2 separate regions of the Homo sapiens genome follow, and region 2 is linked to region 1. A link is an interaction called in ENCODE POLR2A ChIA-PET data of the cell type or tissue named here. Cell type or tissue: MCF 10A. All regions are shown on one strand. Each heading gives the region's core, and the rest is flanking DNA. Links, peaks and the distances in the headings are about the cores only.

The links. ChIA-PET counts read pairs that join two places held together with the same protein. Peaks named below come from ENCODE experiments on the same cell type or tissue, not always from the same donor. Only the 100,000 strongest peaks of a DNase experiment are listed, where the experiment ranks them.
Region 2: POLR2A ChIA-PET joins it to region 1 with 5 read pairs; 2 of 35 experiments call an interaction of 5 or more read pairs at or near these places.

What each region holds. Positions count from the first base shown.
Region 1 is chr11:93,050,100-93,060,654 of GRCh38, reverse strand. It overlaps the pseudogene RPL26P31. Among named protein-coding and RNA genes, the nearest start is that of MTNR1B, 86 kb to the right of the region's middle. RefSeq lists an enhancer at 5,109-6,308. In MCF 10A, for the core only: a CTCF peak has its summit at 5,240; a DNase peak (open chromatin) is centred at 5,554.
Region 2 is chr11:93,572,818-93,583,372 of GRCh38, reverse strand. No RefSeq gene overlaps it. Among named protein-coding and RNA genes, the nearest start is that of SMCO4, 35 kb to the right of the region's middle. In MCF 10A, for the core only: no CTCF peak of the experiment used is centred there; a DNase peak (open chromatin) is centred at 6,302.

The sequences.
Region 1 (10,555 bases), core at 1,788-9,787:
AGGAACAGAAAACCAAACGCCGCATGTTCTTATTCATAAGTGGGAGTCCACCCAGTGAAAACATATGGGCACAGGGAGGGGAACATCACACACCAGGGCCTGTTGGGGGTTGGGGGATAAGGGGAGGGGTAGCATTAGGAGAAATACCTAATGTAGATGACGGGTTGATGGGTGCAGCAAACTACCATGGCACATGTATGCCTATGTAACAAACCTGCATGTTCTGCACATGTATCCCAGAACTTCACATATAATAATAATAAAAAAGAATATGGCTAAGGATCATGACGTTGTTGGCATGACATAATTGATGAAGTCCTGTTTTGATTTTAACAATTGTCTACACCAACCTGTTCATAAATTCACTGCCCTGCACGATTAAATATCGCAGGAAGTCCTCCATAGATTAGATATAGCTTGCCTATAAAGACTGGTAGCACCAGATAATTTTCTTTAGAAACAAATCTCTGATAACACCTTATCTCTATTTCCCATTAGGTTTGCCTTACACACATACACACCCACAAAGCTGATTCCAGAATTAAAGAGCTTGGCTAGTATATCACTGCCTTCCAAAGGATTCAGCAGCCAGAAGAGCACGCTTTACAGTCATAATAATCACACAGATAGGGCCACCTTGCAGAGTTTCTTTTTCACCTTTTTCTTCATCCCTTGCTGTCTTTATCACAAACCATGGCCTGCTGCTGCACAACAAAGCTGGAGGCTTCATTCTCCCTCTTTTTGAAATAATCAGACCCAGGGGTCTTTAACTTGTCAAAACTGGCTTTGCTGCCCTTTCCCAGTGTTCAGTGTGACACCATTATCTTGAGAACCATTATGTCATAGAGCTATAATACTTGGGGTGTGCAGAAATAACTCTCAGTGTGATGCCTAGGTGACAATTCACTAGAGTGTTCACCTGGGTAATTACCTAGAGATGGGTGCCAATCCTCCTCTGTGATGCTGACAGTCTCGGGGCCAGGCATGCTAAAGACTCCTGTTCTGTAATGTATGCTGCAGTTAAGCAGGCTCTGAAGATACTTGCTAGAGTTCATGTGGAGTTTTTGGCATCCTTCCACAAACTAAAGCCACATCATCATCTCTGAATTGAATTTTTCAAGAGGACATACGCTAAGAAGGTGAAAACTGATAGTTGCAAACTTCCAGACTTCTCACTAAAGTCATATCGGAAAGATCTGACCATAGCTCAACCTTCCCCCTCCAGCAGCAATTTTACTAATACTTCGCGGGTTCAAAGCAACCACTCTTTAAAGCAATAACCCTCAAAATATTCTGTTTACAGTCTGATAATCTCAGTGCAGCTAGGAAAAAAGCTTCCTGCTTACAGTTGAGTTGGTGAACATAATCACCAAAAGCTCTGTGGGAATGTCTTTAAAACGCCAAACTTCACAAATCTCAGGAATGTTATCAGCCACTTGCAGACTACATTTACTCTTAAAGCACAGCAAGTCCCCACTATGGCTTTATAAACATAGAGGAGTCTGCTGACAGATCTTTGCCTGTGTGCAGTAGAGCATAAATATTAGCTTTCCACCAACACTTGAGAGCAGGGCAGACAAACCTGTCCATTAGAGTGAATACAATTTGGCCTTTCCAAGATCAAAATGATGTTTTTCAGTGTCTGCAGAATTACCATTATTAATATGTGAGTGTTCTTCCTCTTTTTCCTGAAAGTAATAGAAACTTGTGCTGTGAACATCAGGCATCATCTCTCCAGTCTTTGAACCATTAGTGTAAGCAGATAGCATTTATTCAATGCCCCCACAAACAGGAATCCTTGGGTTCCAGAGGCAAGACTAATTCATGCCGACTTAGAAAACCAATCCCGAAGAGAATGGAATTGACCATAGTCCTGGTATAAATCACCTCCCAGGTTGTTTAAATCCAATCCCAGCACTCTGGCTCCCCTCTTTGAAACAGGTGAAGATAATAGAAGCCCTAGAAGATAATAACCATTACATTCCCAGGCCATTGTGCCTCTTGTGAAAGTTGTCAGAATCAAAACAGGGTCACTTGTGTTAAGAACCCTGACAAACAGAACCAGGGAAGGCCATGAAGAGAGAGCTCTCATGCACAAATGGCTGATAACAAAAAACCACAACCTTGCACAAAGGCCATTGCAACCTCACACACAAAAAATACTCCTGCAAGGACATCTCCCTAGAAACTGCCAGCCAGCCTGATCTGGTGCCACTTTTGTTATTGATCCTTGTAGCCAAGAATAATTATCTCAAAACAATTATGTAATTCCCCCCAACTTTTTCTTTAAAACCCTTCATCTGCCTTTACCTCCTTGAATATGCACATAGTTTACCATGTCACAGATATTCCCATTGCAATGCCCTATTCTTGAATAAATATCATTTTTCTTTTAGAGAGCCTCTCTCTGTTTGTTACTTAGGTTGACACTCCATTGATCATGTAGGCATGTCATATGGAAATGTCATCGTGGCATTTCTTGCTAGAAACCTCAGTCCTTGGAAAACTAGGATGAAATGATCCTTCCAAGCAGAGGAGGCCATGTGGGAGTAAAAAAGCCAGCATGCATGGAGTAAGAGGATAGACTCACACACACAAACATAGAAGCCAGGTAGAATAGAGAGAGAGAGGACAGCATGCTTCACTAGAGACTCACCCTCACTGCACATATATTTGAAAGATATATTTTGTATCTTTCATTACAAGTCGTCTAAGTAATGACTTTACATTATAGAATACCAGCTGTATTCAGAATCTATATATTCTTATTGTAATGCCATAACTTTGTCTACTGATGAAACAACTTATTCTTTTCATATCACTGGGAAATCTTTCCTCTGTCAGCTAGTATCATCTGACAGCTATAATATTTCAGAACTGTCATGATACCTACATATTTCTGATTTTGAAACTTTTTTTTTTTAAGTGGGGAACGTGTCCCATATTCCCCAGAAAACTCAAGGCCTGTGGAAATGTGTTTAGCTTCAGGGAATAAAAATGCAGTCAGGGCTACAGATGCTGGCAAAGTTGTGGAGAAAAAGGAACACTTATACACTGTTGGCAGGAGCATAAATTAGTACAAACATTGTGAAAACTTTGTGAAGATTTCTCAAAGACCCAAATATAGAAATACCATTCGACCCAGCAATCCCATTACTGGGATTATATATACCCCCCCCCCATATAAATCATTCTATTCTAAAGACACATGCATGCATATGTTCATTATATTGCTATTCACAATAGCAAAGACATGGAATCAACCTGAATGTCAATCAGTGATAGAAAGGACAAAGAAAATGTGGTACGTATACACCATGGAATACTATGCAGCCATAAAAAAGAATATCAGCCGGGCATGGTGGCTTATGCCTGTAATCCCAGCACTTTGGGAGGTGAGGTGGGTGGATCACCTGAGATCAGGAGTTCGAGACCAGCCTGGCCAATGTGGTGAAACTCGTCTCTGCTAAAAATACAAAAAAATTAGCCGGGCCTGGTGGCAGGCATCTGTAATCCCAGCTACTCAGGTGGCTGAAGCAGGAGAATCACTTGTACCCGGGAGGCGGAGGTTGCAGTGAGCCAAGATTGCACCATTGCACTCCAGCCTGGGCAAGAAGAGTGAAACTCTGTCTCAAAAAAAAAAAAAAAAAAAAAAACCAAAAACAAACAAACAAGATCATATCCTTTGCAGGGACATGGATGGAGCTGGAGGCCATTATCTTCCGCAAACTAATGCAGAAACAGAAACAGAAAACCAAATACTACATATTCTCAGTTATAAGTGGGAGCTAAATGATGAGAATACATGGAAGCCTAGAGGGGAATGACACACACTGGAGCCTATCGGAGAGTGAAGGGTGGGAGGAGGGAGAGGATCAGGAAAAATAACCAATGGATATTAGGCTTAATACCAGGGTGAGGAAATAATCTGAATAACACACCCCCAAAGATACATGTTTATCTATGTAACAAACGTTCACATCTTGCACATGTACCCTTGAACCTAAAATAAAAGTAAAAAAAATGCAGTCAGGAGAGTGGGGCTCTGTGGATATTGACATCCTTCCCGAGGCATCAGGTTCAGAGCAATCTCTCACTAAGTAACTGTCTACTGTAATGTACTCATCCTAAGACTTTGAATTGTGGTTGTAAACAGTCTTGAAAATCAGTAGCAATAAATGCATTTAAATATTATTAAAATTGGTCCCCAAGCTCTCCCTCTAACTTCACTTGAACATGAGTGCTGCATAATTTAATATGAGGTGTGTAGCCTTGTTTCTTGTACACGTTCAGAGTATTTTGGGGGTCCAAAACCAAAGATACTTATCCTTCAAAAAAGCCCTCCACATATTCCAATTAATACTCAGGGTCTTTTTCAAATTCTTGGTATTAGCTCCCCGTTAGTCATATTGATAATATCCCTTGTGTATTATAATCTTTCTAGTCTTAAATGCTTCTCAGCAGCCATGAACTCTTCAGATTATCTCCATGAGGATTAAACAACAGAAACTACCTGGACAAGAATCACAGAATCTAATGAGATTCTAGTTTGCTCCTACAAAGGTCTACAGAAAAGAAAATGTGATGACCAAGAGTAATGATAGGTAGTTGGTCACACTCTGAGTTCAGCTGAGAGAATCACTGGAAGAAAGCAATGGTTAAAAAAAAAAATGGAGGTCATAGTTTAGATATAATCCAAGGCCAATTGCCCATAGCCAGGTAGCCAAAGCTGAAGTCATCCTAATTTTTCAGAAATGGTAGCCCTAATCATAAATGAAACACAAAATAAAAGCTTTACGTTTTTGCCAGCAGGATTCGGTAAAAGTAAACTAATCAGCAAAAGTCAGATCAGCTTAAACAGCTCTACTTGCCCTAAAAGAATGTTAATGTGTAACAACCAATTACAAAAAAGGTCACAATACTTCCTCCTTAATGCTTTATAAACTGCACAGTAACTGTTGTAAGCAGAGCTTCTTTTTTTTTTTTTTTTTTTTTGAGACAGAGTCTCACTCTGTCGCCCATGCTGGAGTGCAGTGGCGCCATCTCGGCTCACTGCAAACTCCGCCTCCCAGGTTCACCCCATTCTCCTGCCTCAGCCTCCCGAGTAGCTGGGACTACAGGCGCCCGCTACCATGCCCGGCTAATGTTTTGTATTTTTAGTAGAGACAGGGTTTCACCATGTTAGCCAGGATGGTCTTGATCTCCTGACCTCATGATCCACCTGCCTTGGCCTCCCAAAGTGCTGGGATTACAGGCGTGAGCCACCACGCCTGGCCATAAGCAGAGCTTCTTACCTCTTCTGGTTTGAAGCCTCCCAGTTCCCCAGCTATTCTTTTGAGTGCACAATAAACTCTTACAATTTTTAAATCTGATCTGATTTTTTTGACAAAACTTTCATTCCTGTGTCTTTGAGGAAGTGCACCAAAAGCACTCACCACTCCGTGTCTCTCTTGAAAGCTAATCTCTGTGGTGGTGTTTTTCCACTGTGCCAATCTGAAGAGGCCCAGAGGAGGGAGAAACAGTGTAGGCCACTTTTCATGCTGTGATGACAGACAGCTGAATCATCCTGAATGTGTGCAATTGCATGGGTGTTTATTACTACAAGTTACATGGTGTTTGCCACAGATATGAGTCAACCCAGGAGCATCCTCATATTTGTCATCTTGTAATAATAATCAGAGTATGAAAGTACAAAAACCATTTGGGGGCGTTGATGACCTCTCAGAAACAGAGCTTTCCCATCCACCATGGCCACATTAATAGAAACATCTCTTTATTTTCAGATGATTTACTTTTTAATTAAAAATTATTTTGTAGATTAGATGTGATTCCAGGTTATTACAGTATTTATAGCATTGTCATGTATTTGCGTTTTTATATTTTCTCTGGTAACAAAGAGATGGAAGTACATATACAGTCATAAGTATACTCAAAAAAGTGAATTTCTTATATGAATGCCACCACCTCATTAGTTTCCATCAAAAAAAAAAATTAAACTAATTCAGTAAAATAACTTTGGGTAACAACCATGTGCTGGAAAAAAAAAGAAAAAAGAAACATCTCTCCTCTGTATCTTTTTTTCTGAAAGAAAGACCCTGAGCCTTGTGAACTATCCCCACCTGCACCAGCAGTGTCCTACCTTAGCAACACTTTGTAAGAGCTCCGGCAAGACATGAGTGAGTCTCCAAGTGATGAGAATCCACCCGATGCTGATTACTACAATGAATCATCTGAGTAGGAAGAACAGATTTTACCTTTTCATGTACACTCCCAATTTTATCCTTTACCGCTATCAACCTATGATCAGTATACTTTGAAATACTCTGCAACCAGGGATTCCACAGCACAGAAATGGGTGAGGACGATGGGCTATTTACACCTTCTCTTGATAATGGGAGCTGGAATGAAAACCTCTGGGTCTTGCACTGACCATAAGTCTCTGCAAACTCCTGATGATCACCTCACATGTCAGGGGTCTGTATAAGATAGTGTCTGGTTTGGATTTCCAAAAGAAAATGTGGGGTCATATTCAGCACAATAACAATTTCACATAGGAATTCTCGGTTTCTGAAAATAAATAAATAAATAAATAAATAAATAAATAAATAAATAAATAAAACCTCCCCATCATTACTCTTGGCTACTTCAGCCTCCTTCCCCATAGCTCCTGTGTGGTCCCCAGAGCCCCAGAGCCCATGTTTCTGATGCATTGTGTGGGGGAACTGCACAAAGCATCTCCCCACTGTATCTCAGGAAAGCTGGGGGCAGCCCCGTGGCAGTTTGGTGCTGCTAAAGCTTGTATCACAGGCTGACAACAGAGATGCCCTCTCTATCCTAGGGACTGAGGCTTCTATGGCAGCAAAACAACAACAAAAAATATAAAGAAATAGCCAGCAGCTCTGTCTCAACCAAATCCTTGGGGCTGTCGGATACATTCTCCCTAAACACTGTACCTTAACATCATCTGCTGTATTCATAATAATCCGTGTTTCTAACTTCAATTCTTTTATTGTGAGCATCTAAGCATTTCCTTCATGATGGATGATAGCTTTGCTGTGTTAACATCATGGTGACTTTTCTTTCCCTTTCAGCCAACTACAGCAGTATTATCATCTATCTACATACTAATATTTAAACATACATATTTGTGATTTTAAAGTTTCCGACAACACATACTTGTAGCACAATTTCCAGCTATTAGCAGACAAACCACTTGCACTTTTTTGCTGATCTAGGGGTGTCAGAGGTGGTATTGGCATCTGATTACTCATTTTTCTTGCAGCTTCTGTCACATTCATACAACAAACAGCCATGATCATTATATAGAAGACAGAAATATATTTCCCAGAAATATTTTTTTTTGTTGGCGGGGGGAAAGAGCTTAGAGTCCTCAACCAATTTCAAACATACTTCCCTACTGAACCTTGAAAATAAAACATCTTCATTCACCTTGTCCTGTATGGTATAATTGGACACATGGGTGGAAGGGGTACAACAAAATTCCACCAAGCATTATTGAAACATGTAAGAACTGCCTCATAGTCGCCCCCAAACTATTTGCTTCAGATTGCTGTAAGCAAATCTGAGGTTTGCAAAAGTGAGGCTCAGGGACCTATCTGGGTGAACTGATGGGGTTATTGGGTGGGCCATCCATTCAGCCCCTAATGTGGAGAAGAAAGGAATGGGCTAAAGTTACCGCCCCACATCCATAGGCAAAAAATGAAACATGAATTGAGAGGCATCTCTCACCTTCGGATAACCAGACTAATTACTATAAAAATAGTCATCTCTTTTTTTGTGGCCATCGCCGAAGTGGCAGTGACCAAAATGAAATTCAATCCATTTATCACTATAGACTGAATCAAGAACCATAAAGGACATTTCAATAAGCCTTCCCACATTCTCAGGAGGATTACATTTTCCCTTCTTTCCAAAGAGCTAAGACAGAGTACGATGTTCAATCCATGCCCATCTGAAAGGATGATGAAGTTCAGTTGTGTGAGGACACTATAAAGGTCAGCAAATTGGCAAAGTAATCCAGGTTTACAGGATGAAATATGTCATCTACATTGAACAGGTGCGGTGGAAAAAAAGCTAATTGCAAAACCACCCATGTGGGCATTCACCGCAGCAGGGCAGTTATCACCAGGCTAAAGCTGGACAAAGATGCAAAAAGATCCTTGAACAGAAAGCCAATTCTTGCCAAGTGGGAAAGGGAAAGGGAAAATATAAGGAAGAAACAATCAAGATGCAGGAATAAAGTAATCTTATTTACAAATAGTCTATATCTCCGAGTCTGTTCTAGATTATTAGGAAAAGGCTCCTCAACCATGGCCTGAGGAATAAGGAAGTATCTGTGCCCTTCAAGCCATCAAAACCCACCTCATTCTAATATCTCAAAAGAAGATCATCACCCCCTTCCCTCAGGGGTCTGTTTTCTTTCTGGAGCCTTGAATCCTATTTCAGTTGTACTGCAGGTCCAGAGACATCCCACCCCAAAACCCGAAAAGGTTTTTCCTTTCAATCTTTCCTCTTTTTTTTTTTTTCTTTTGAGGCAAGGTCTTTCTCTGTCACCCTGGCTGGAGTGCAGTGGTGCCATCATAGTCCTCACTATAACCTCAAACTCTAGGCTCAAGCTATCCTCATCCTCCTGCTTCAGCCTCCTGAGTATCTAGGTCTATAGGTGCATGTCACCACCACACCCTTCTAATTCTTTCTTTCTTTCTTTCTTTCTTTTTTTTTTTTTTGTAGAGACAGGGTTCCACTATGTTGTACAGGCTGGTCTCCAACTCTGGGCCTCAAATGATCCTCCCAACTCAGTCTCCCAACATGCTGAGATGACAGGCATGAGCCACCCAACCTGGCCAAAAGCTTTTTTATTACATACTATAGAGGAGATGAACATTATACTATCTGACTGTTATACACAACATACTTTCCTGATAATAAGTTTATTTCCTTATTAAGTGGTGAATAGGACATACTTTTGGATCTATCCTACCCATGGCTGTGCTGTCAAACCTTTATTTAATTAAAGGGTGCTATTCTCACATACTGACAAGGAACCCCTACATATTGTTGACAAGACATGCTAATATAAATTACTGTCCACTCCCAAATTAGTGGATAAAAAAATAGTGCTATGCTATAGCAGAAATGAGTCTCTGTGGAGTTATTCTAGCCCTTCCCAGCAATAGTCTCTGGGAGATGAGGAACAAGTCGGTGGAATCCTGGCCAGGATCTGTAGTTTCAAGTCCTTTCCCTGGGAGACTGTGTGTAAAATGAATGGCATGCATGCTTGCGAAGTGTCCTGTTTTAGGCATCATCTCTTAGATATTATATCTTTTAGTGTATGGGATGGGGGAGGTGCATTTTTGTACTGCCAAAAATGGTCAATGTTATCCATTTTGGTGGAAACTTTGAATATGACTCTGTGAGGTTTTTGTACTTTTAAAAATAAAGTATTTAGAATTTTCTGTTTGGTAATTTATTTAAAAATACTATGAATAGTATGGTATAAATCCATGTGCAGGGTAAACTTGATCTACACATTAAGAGAGGTTAGTTGGCATTTGGAGAAAACTAATCAGCAGAATTCACACAGCAGATATAAACGGCGGACACTTCAAATATTGTTATGTAAATGTACACCAGAAGTAAGGCATGCTAGAAATAATTTGTTATTAATGAATGAGTGGTGTTCTAGATATGTGGTTGAGAAAGATTTCACATAAGGGAGATACAAGAATTCAGTAAGCCTTGCAGTCCAACACCTTCAGAGGGGTGGCTGAAATCTAGAATTCCCTTTGTTCCTGTTTTTCCTGAATTAATAAAGGACCATGTTTTCCCCATCTAACTAGAAGCCTTTAGGATATCATGGCACCAGTCTCAAATTGAAATTTCCAGGCAGATACTTGTTGAAATGCATACAAACAGAGAGCAGGACTTTATCATGCTTACAGAAGCAAGCTATGAGACTGTTCTGTGCCAACATGAGAATAAATATTATACCTACGGCAAAATTTGTAAGGGATTTGCTTTTATTGAAATTTAACACCTGAGAGCAATATTGGAGGTAAAGAATTCTGTAGCCTCTGTATTCTCTAATTACCAGAGGCTACTCATATTTTCAAAATAATTTAACAATCACTGAATACAAAATTGGGGTAGGTGCATTTGTAACACATGTATTTTGGGGTTCATTTATGTCACTGGACATAAAGCTCTCCATAGCAACCTCTATGGCAACTTAAATGGAGGGATGTAAATGAATTTAAGATAGAGGAATATGCACAGTAGTAATTCCTAACACCACTCATCCTTCTCGCAAATTCACATGTCAAAACAAACAAAAAGCCCAAATTACATTAATCAGAAAATTTTGTTTAACTGACAGTGTCATTCATCCTAATGACAGAATTCCTCCAGGGAGAAGAACGTTTTCAGAAATTTGGCCAAATCCTTAACCAGATTCCCTCTGTCGGTCCTGCAGCATAGCTAGTTGCTTGCTGATTGCATCTTCTGTTGTTTGAAGGGCAGTTGTTCTCATTAGTAT
Region 2 (10,555 bases), core at 1,508-9,507, 520 kb before region 1:
AGGTTAATTATAATCTTTGATTGGGTTGGCTCTACATACATGAATAAAATATCTTGGAAGTCCTAACCAGAGAAATCAAGAGAAAGAAATAAAAGGCATCAAATAGGAAAAGAAGAACTCAAAATATCTCTTCACTGATGATATGATTGGCTACCTAGAAAACCCTGAAGACTCTGACAGAAGGCTTCTGGAACTGACTTCAGTAAAGTTTCAGGATACAAAAATCAATGTACAAAACTCAGTAGCATTTCTATACAGAAATGATGTTCAAGCCGAGAGCCAAATCAAGAACACGATCCCATTTACAATAGCCACACACACATGCACAAATACCTGGGAGTACATCTAACCAAGGAGGTGAAAGGTTTCTACAAAAGTTACAAAACACTGCTGAAAGAAATTGTAGATGACATAAACAAATGAAAAAACATTTCATGCTCATGGATTGGAAGAATTGATATCATTAAAATGGCCATACTGCCCAAAGCAATCTATAGATTCAATGTCATTCCTATCAAACTATCAATGCCATTTTTGACAGAACTAGAAAAAACTATTCTAAAACTCATATGGAACCAGAAAAATAGCCCAAATAGCCAAAGCAATCTTAAGCAAAAGGAACAAAGCCAGAAGCATCACACTGCCTAACTTCAAACTATACTATAAGGCTACAGTAACTGAAACAGCTTGGTACTGTTACAAAAACAGACACATAGGTCACTGGAACAGGATAGAGAACCCAGAAATAAAGCCATATACCTACAGCCACGTGATCATCATTAAAGATGACAAAAATAGGCAATGTGGAAGGGACTCCCCATTCAATAAATAATGCTGGTATAGCTGGCTGGATGTATGTAGAAGAATGAAACTGAACCCCTAGCTTTCATCATATACAAAAGATGAATTGGCCGGGCGTGGTGGCTCATGCCTGTAATCCCAGCGCTTTGGGAGGCCGAGGCAGGCGGATCACGAGGTGAGGAGATTGAGACCAACCTGGCTAACACGGTGAAACCCTGTCTCTACTAAAAGTATAAAAAATTAGCCAGGCGTGGTGGCGGGTGCCTGTAGTCCCAACTACTTGGGAGGCTGAGCCAGGAGAATGGCATGAACCCAGGAGGCGGAGCTTGCAGTGAGCCGAGATCAGCCGCTGCACTCCAGCCTGGGAAACAGTGCAAGACTCTGTCTCAAAAAAAAAAAAAAAAAGAAAAGATGAATTAAAGATTTAAATGTAAGACCTCAAACTTCAAGAATCTAGAAGAAAACCTCAGAAAGACCCTGTGGACATTGGCCTTGGGAAAGAACTTACGACGAAATCCTCAAAAGTAATTGCAACAGAAGCAAAAATTCACAAGTGGGATTTAATGAAACTAAAGAGTTTCTGCACAGCAAAAGAAACTATCATCAGAGGAAACAGAAACCCTACAGAATGGGAGAAAATATTCACAAACTACACATCTGTCAAAGATCTAATACCCATAATCTATACAGAACTTAAGCAATTCAACAAGCGAAAAACAAATAACCCCGTTAAAGAGTGGGCAAAAGACGGGAACTTCTCAAAGAAGACATGCAGGCAGCTAACAAACATGAAAAAATGCTCAACATCACTGATCATCAGAGAAATGCAAATCAAAACCAAAATGAGATACCATCTCACACCAGTCAGAATGGCCATTATTAAAACGTCATAAACGACAGAAGCTGGTGAAGCTGCAGGTAAAAGAGAACACTTATACACTGTGAAGGAATGTAAATTAATCCAGCCAATGTGGAAAGCAGTTTGGAGATTTCTCAAAGAACTTAAAACAGAACTACCATTCAACTCAGAAATCCCATTACTAGATATATACTCTAAGGAAAATAAGTCATTCTACCAAAAGACGCATGTACTTGTATGTTCATTGCAGTACTATTCACAATAGTAAACACATGGAATGAACCCAGGTGTCCATCCAAGATGGACTGGATAAAGAAAATGTGGTACATATACACCATAGAATACTATGCAGCCATAAAAAGAAAGAACAAACTAATGCCTTTGGCAGCAACATGGATGCATCTGGATGCCATAATCCAAAGGAACAGAAAACCAAATACTGTGTGTTCTCACTTATAAGTGGGTGCTAAACATTGGGTACTCATAGACATAAAGAGGGCAATAATAGACACTGGAGGCTAAAAGAGGGGAGAGGTTGAAGAGGGCAAGGGTTGCAAAACTACCTATTGGGTACTATGCTCACTACATGGGTGATGGGATCATTCATACCCCAAACCTCAGCATCACACAATATATCTATGTAACAATTCTGCACATTTGCCCCTGAATCTAAAATAAAAGTTGAAATTATATGAAATGAAAAATAAATAAATATGCTTAAGTGGAAAAAATCAAATATTTTATAGCTACATGAGGTAGTATTTTTAGATAGCTCTCATGTATATCCTCACTGAAGGCCTTGATTCCAGGCTGAGTTGATTGCTTTTTCCTTATATTTATTAAATTTGAGAGGAAAGATTTGTTTCTACATCTGTTTCCTCTGCTAGAGCAGTGGTTCCTTGAGAGCAATGATCTTATTTATTTCTGTATCTTCTGCACCCGCTATATGGCCCTCAAAATTTGTTTATTGGATGAACGACTATCAAGGAGATTTAAATGTTATTGACTAGTAAACATTGCCCAAATGTTTTAAGGCAGATTAGACTGAGACTCATTAATTACTGCTACCATCATTCTAATATATCTTGCTCTCAATTATATTATTTATAGAATTTTTAAAAGCTGGTTTTTAGTTTAAGGTCAACATTTATTAGAATGGGGAGAGCTAAGCATGTTTGCAGGAAGGAAAGAAACCAGGAGAGTGATACTTGCATGGCCCTCCTCTGGGAATGCAAAGTGACTTTCAAATTATCCCAAGTCAGACATAATCAAGAAAGTAAATATATTGAAGGACAGCCAAATACCCGTGACACAATGCAAAGCATTTAAAAAGTCATCTTGTGCTGCAGATTACACACATTGTTGCTCCCCTCAATAGTGTATGTAATAGTAAATTGGCTCTAATTATTAATACCAATAATACTATTCACTGAGAAATCAATTTATAATAGAGGATTATTCAGCTACCAAGCTCCTGGGGCTATAGCTAAGCACCTGCCAGAGAGGCAGTCATGAGGTATTATTATTATTAATTATCTGTCCAATTATTTCTCCCTTAGGAACAGCAACAGTATACATGCCACATCTAAGGAGGGGAGGAGGGGCCCATCTGTGTTCACCCCACTGCTTCAGGGTCCTTCTAACAAAGAGATTGTGCTGCGGTGGCCCCAAGAACCTTCCAGCAGGTAACACAGGTCCTTAAGAAGCCTTCAGAGCTGCATCAAAGTGCAGCAGGGGAGACTACAGTGTGTTGTTCCCCTCTTCCTCTGTCACTTTCCATTCCCCCGGCTCCCTTCCTTCCAAACCTGCTCTTTTCTGCCCATTCTCAGGAAAACCTTCCCTCAGCTCTACCACTCTCTCGAGCTAATCTTTTCCATTGTGCTCCCAAGCAAACTCTTTTCTTTGAGATAGCTTGGGAAAATGATGAAAGGGCAGTGGTGAAGCATCCTTAAGTTGAATGGGGCTTTTAAAAAAAGTTGTAAAATACACATACAATTTACCACTTAAACCAGTTAAAAGTGTGCAATTTAGTGGCATTTAGTACATTCACAGTGTTGTAAAACCATCACCACTATGCAGCTTCAGAACATTTCCATCTACCCGTAAAGAAACCCGCATCAGTTAAGCAGCCACTCCCCTTCCCTCCTCCCACTCAGCCCCTAGCAATGACTAATCCACTTGTTGTCTCTATGGATTTGCATATTCTGAATATTTTATATTCAGTATGTGACCTTTTGTGACTAGCTTCTTTCACTTAGGTTTATCCACTTTGTAACACACATCAGTTCTCCATTCTTTTTTATGACTGGATAGTATTCCATTATATGGATATACCATATTTTGTTGATCAGTTAATGGATATTTAGGTTGTTTCCACCAAATTTAGATTGTTTTAAGGATAGATTCTATGCAATATCTCCATATCCTTAATCTATTGAGATTTGGCATCTTCTCTAACAAGGGTAACAATCAGTAATGATGACAGCCCATGGTTATGGGAGAGCTTGCCCTGTTCTGGACATCATACAGAATATTTTGCAAGCATAATCCCATTTAACCCTGATAAGAGCAGAAGCTTGTGTAGTTTGCTTTCACACTAGCATCCCAGCAGAGGGGCCAGGGCTAAAATCTAATCCAGACTTCATTGGTTCAGCTGAGCCCCTTGCTCAGGTTGTATCTGTCCTGAGAGGGAGGCACTGGGCTCCAGTGTGCCCAAAAGCAGCTCTGTTAACGGCTCTTCGAGGTAAACATTATCATTATTCCCAACTTGTATTTAAGAAAAGTGAAAGTGAGAATTAGAGAGTTTCCGTAACTTATTCAAGATCACACATCTAACAAAGGGGAGGAAGCCTGGGCTTGAAGCCAGATCTGGGTCCAAATTATTAGCCACTGCCCTATTCTAGGATAATGTTGGGATGGACATCAGTAGCCTCCTTTCTTCTTCCAAGATTTTCTTTTACCATAACCCAAAGTTAAAGATATATCTTACTCTGTGACCCAGAACACAATACACATATATAACAGAGAAAAATTTCATGGAACTACACTTAACCTTAGTACCTGCAATACACTTTTCTATTCTATTTAATTTTTTTAAAAGAAATACTGGTCAGACTCTACTAAATTGGTTTCTAACAGGCTGTTGCCCACAGTTTAAAAACCACTGTTGAAGTCCACTTTTTTTGTCTTTATTTTACTCGACCTTTTTGTGGCAGTTGACACTTAGATAAGATTCTGTTATCTTGAAACTCAGTCTCTTTGCAGATCACCCTTTCATGGGCTTCAGAACACATTTCCAGCTTTCTTCCTGCACCTCGACCAACATGTCTTGTATGGCCTGGTGCGGTGGCTCATGCCTGTAATCCCAGCATTTTGGGAGGCCGAGGCGGGTGGTTCACTTGGAGTCAAGAGTTCGAGACCAACCTGGCCAACATGGCGAAACCCCATGTCTACTAAAAGTACAAAAATTAGCCGGGTATGGTGGTGGGCACCTGTAATCCCAGCTACTTGGGAGGCTGAGGCGGGAGAATTGCTTGAGCTCAGGAGGCGGAAGTTGCAGTAAGCTGAGATCGTGCCATTGCATTCCAGCCTGGGCGACAAGAGTGAAACTCTATCTCAAAAAAAAAAAAAAAAAAAAAGTCTTGTATGTACTTCCTGCCTCCTTCTCCAACCTTTTAAAGCTGCTCTTTCTCCACTGCTCCCCAGCTCACTTTGATGTGTTCTCTACCTTCCCAGTCTCCTGAAATATATAAAGAACTCTTCCAACCAAGAGTTGAATAGAGTTCAACCAAGATTAAATAGACATTTTTTTTCTTTTTTAGAGACAGGGTCTCACTTTGTCACCCAGGCTGGAGTGCAGTGGCATGATCATAGCACATTGCAGCCTCAAACTCTTAGGATCAAGTGATCTTCCCTCCTCAGCCTCCCAAAAACAAAGCTGGGACTACAGGCATATGCCATCACATTAAGATAATTTTTTTTTTTCCTAGAGACAGGGTGTTGTTATGTTACCGGGCTGGTCTCAAACTTCTGGTTGCAAGCTGTCTTCCCACATTAGCCTCCCAAAACTCTGGAATTACAGGCATGAGCCACTGCACCCAGCCTGAATAGACAATTTTTAAAAGAATATGTACAAATGGACAAGCACATGAATAGATGCTCAACACCATTAGTCATCAGACAAATAAAAATTAAATTCACAATGAGACACCATTATACACCCACAAGAATGTCTAAAATTTAAAAGACTGACAAGCAAGTGTTGGCAATGATATGGAGCAACTGGAGCTTGCCTGTATTGCTGATGGGAATATAAAATGGTACAGCCACTTTGGAGACTGATTGACGGTTTCTTGTACAGTTCACTTCACACTTACCATGTGCTTTAGCAATTTCACTCCTAGCTATTTCCCTCATGAGAAATAAAAACATATGTCCACGCAAAGACTTGTACATAAATGTTCATAGCAGCTTCATTTATTTATTTATTTTGAGGCAAGGTCTTGCTCTGTCTCCCATGCTGGAGTGCAGTGGTGTGATCTCAGCTTACTGCAACCTCCGCCTCCTGGGTTCAAGCGACTCTTATGACTCAGCCTCCAGAGTAGCTGGGATTACAGGCATGCAGCACTATGTCTGGCTAATTTTTCTATTTTTAGTAGAGATGTGATTTCACCATGTTGGCCAGGCTGGTCTCCAACTCCTGGCCTCAATTGATCTGCCTGACTCGGCCTCGCAAAGTGCTGGGATTACAGGCATGAGCCACCACACCCAGCTTCATAGCAGCTTTATTTGTAATAGCCCCATATTGGAACCAACTCAAACATCCATCAGCAGGTGAATAAATAAATTAAACATGGTATATCCACAAAAGGGAACATTACTTGGCAATACAAAGGCACAAACTACTTATAAAGACCAAAAAATTGATGAATTTCAAAAATATTATGCAGACACAATATTTTAACATGAAGGCAGACAAAAGGGTTCACACTGTACAATTCTACTTTTATGAAATTTTTATGAAATTTCAGAAAAGAAAAAAACTAAGTTATAATGACAGAAAACACATTCGTGGCTATCTGGATTTGGCAGAGTCAGAGAGTGGTTTACTCACTATAGAAGTCCTAGGATAACTTTTTGGATGATGGAAATATTCTATATCTTGGTTGTGCTTACATGAATATATGCATTTGCCCAATCTTACTGAACTGTATACTTAAAATAGGTGCATTTTTATTTTATGTAAAGTATATCTTTATAAAATTGATTTATCTGGCCAACTGGGATTTTAAAATGTTTTCCACTTCCTCCTTTTTGTTACTCCCTACAACTAATGAATTATGAAATCTGCTCACTCGACTTCAAACATTTATCTCCAGTGAGTTTCTCTTGTCACCCTCTCAACTGCTCAGTATTAGTTTAGGTCCCCAGCTCCTCTCCACTGTACCAGTCTGAGAACCTCTGGTCTTGCTCCCCTCCCCTACTCAATCCAGCCAACATCTTCCTTCTCACCACTTCTATTCATACTCCCTTAATGAAATTCTTCCATTGGCTGCCTTTTGTCCATAGGTTGAGATACAGATTCCTTCCTTCAACAAATACTTGTTGGAAAGAGGCAGGCATTTGGCACATCGAGAAGAACCATTTCATAAATTTGTCCCTTTTCAGGCTCATCGTTAGTTACATTGAATTTTCACGACTCCTCATCTCTTATATGCTGACCCTGTCACTGGTTTTACCTTTCTGTCTCTCTCTTCCCATTTATTTCTGAAGGTCTAGCTGAGATATTTCCTTGTCTGTGAAGATTTTACCCAGGCAGACATAGGGATCTCAGAACCTTTTATGTAATCCTAACACAACATTGGTTGGTTATTGCTTCATTGTGTCTGTGAAGTCTGTTTCCTTTGTAGACTGTGTATGATTTGATGTTACAGACTCTGCCATGGTCATACCTGTGCCTCTAACAACTAATATGTTGGGGCTTAAAAAATCTTTATTGAATTACAAGAATCAGACACATACATTGGCCATATTTCTATTGACGATGAAGTTAGCAATATAAATTCTCCTATTAAAATTGTTTTCCTCTCCTATTCTCCCATATCTTTTATCAATGCCTCTCTTGTATCACTTATTATTCTTCCACTAGATTGTGAACTTAAATTTTTTTTGAAATATTTTAAGCACCTAGAAAAGTACTGTATAGGGAATAGTAAAAAAAACCTCCTAGGTACTCTCATTTTGTCAAATCTTAGCATTTTTGCTTTGTTTCAGATGTTTTCAAAAAGTAAATGTAACATTTGTTTATACAGTGGAAGCCTCCTGGCACCCTTTCCCAATGCCATTCCCGTCCTCCCTTTTGAAGGCAATCACTCTCCTAAGTTTGGTGTTTTTCATTTATTTGCATATTTTTATACCACGTATGTATGAATTCATAAACAATTCATGGTATTGCTTTACATATTTTAAAACTTTATACAAATAATATAATGCTGCAGATATTCTGCAATTTGATTTTTGTTTTGGCTCAACATTATATTTTTAGATTTATCCATGTTGATAGTTGTAACTATAATTTTTTTTAAATTTCAAGTTCCGGGGTATATATGCAGGATGTGCAAGTTTGTTATATAGGTAAATATGTGCCATGGTGGTTTGCTTCACCTATCAATCGATCACCTAGGTATTAAGCCCAGCATGCACTAGCTATTTTACCTGATGTTCTTCCTCCCCCATCCCTCCACCACCAGGCCCCTGTGTGTGTTGTTCCCCTCCCTGTGTCCATGTGTTTACATTGACTTGTAACTATAATTTAATGAGTAAGTTACAGCATGTATGCATGCATGAATATTCAACTAGATGTAGTCTGACTCTGTAAGCAGAGAATATGTTATGTAATGCAGTCAGGATTATTATAATTTGCCTGTCATAATACATGACATTCCTTTTTTTGGCTACTGTGCAGAAGACCATGCCACAATACAGTACAGACATCCCTGAAGTGACAATTCACTAAGAATCAGGGCTGGAAAACATTTTTAATAAGCTAGAGAGATGGACCAAATCTATGAATTTGAAATTTTACACTGACAAACGTAAAACATGGCATTTGGGTACAAAAAAAGTTCAATGGTACAAATATAGGATGGGGGAGATGTGGCTTGGAAGCAGAACATGGGCCAGCCTCAGTGGCTCATGCCTGGAATCTCAGCACTTTGGGAGACTGAGGCAGGAGTCTTGTTTGAGGCCAGAAATTCGAGCCTGCAGTGAGCCATGATTGCCCCACTGCAATCTGGCCTGGGTGACAGAGTGACACTCTGTCTCTAAAATAAAATAAAATAAAAAAGAAGCAGAACATGAACAGAAAGTGGACAAGTTGGCAAGGATGGGAAAGGAAGCGCCCGTGGAGAGCCACTGGGATGGCGTCTCTAGAACCAAGATGTTGGGCTGTAGAGTGTGCTCCTCCAGGCTGCTTGGACTACATCTGGGAGAGAGCCTTCAGTTTCTGAGTGTGGAGCTTGTTCAGAGGAAAGTAATGAGAATGGTAGAAGAAAAAGGTAATGGTTCACTTCAAGAAGGGAGTTTGAGGCCAGCGGGATAGTGATAGTTGATTTCCGTGACTGGAAGGGAATTCTCTGTGGCCCCAAGACATATTGGACCAATCTTGCTCCTCTTCCTGAATTCCTTCCTCAGCAGCACATCTACTCTGTCCCACAAGCTGGAAGCCTGGGAGGGGTCCTCAACTCTCACTCATGTTCTTTTCTCCTACCTACCTGATGGTTTTTGAGTCCTGTGAGATCCACATTCTAAACATCATCTTACTTCACTCAGCAGCCTTTCTGCAGTTCCTCCTACCATGAAAACTCTCTTCTGTTGATTTTGTGTGTTGCACGTTTCCCTAAGTTTTCCCCTACATCTAAGAATGCCAGGGCATGAGCAGATTTTTGGACTTGAAGCGTTTTTATTTTGGGGGGCTATCTTTAAAGGAATACAAAATTATAAATAAAAGGCCTTGGATGGGACTCATACAAGGTAGAGAATTATTTCGCAGCAAATCCACCTCAGGCTTTCTTTCTTTTCTTTCTTTCTTTTTTTTTTTAATGCCCATCTTCTTTTCCAATGCCATGGGGTGGAATTCCTAAAGACACATAAAAGCCCTTTTCTCTTTAATGCTATATACTCCCCTGGCTTTGAAGACTTCCTTCCCATCTTACATGGCCACAACTGACTGATGACTCCTGAGTCTGTATCTCAAGCTCTGGCCTCTCTGTCTGGTGCTTAGACAGTCATCTCCACTTGGGTATTGCAAAGGCACTGCAAACTTCCTGTGGCTTAGGCTGAATCATTATCTTTTCCCTCACCTTCCGGTCCCTTTGTAGGACTCCCATCTCACCAAATGACATCAGCATCTACCCAGTTCCAAAAGCTGGGTACCTGGGCACCATCCTTAACACCTCATCCTCCCCCATGCTTATATCAAACTTATCTTCAGCCTGTCACATTTACCTTAAATACCCCTTCTCATCATCTTCATTGTCACCATCCCTAGCCAAGGTAATGCCACATCTTGGCTGGACCACCACAATAGTCTTCTTCCTTTTTTTTTTCCTTAAAGGTGTTGCTGTTAAAGTCTTAATCTTTTAGTGACATTTTGGGTTCACAGCAAAATTGAGAGGAAGGTACAGGGAGTTCCCATATACCCCTAGTCCTTATACATGCACATCCTCCCCATTATCAACATCCCCCACCGGAGTGCTACATTCGTTATAACTGATAAACCTACAATTGACTCATAATCTCCCAAGGTACATATTTACATTAGGATTCATCCTTGCTGTGGTACATTCTACGGTTTGAGTGATTTGTATCCACTTTATAGTATCATACTGGGTATTT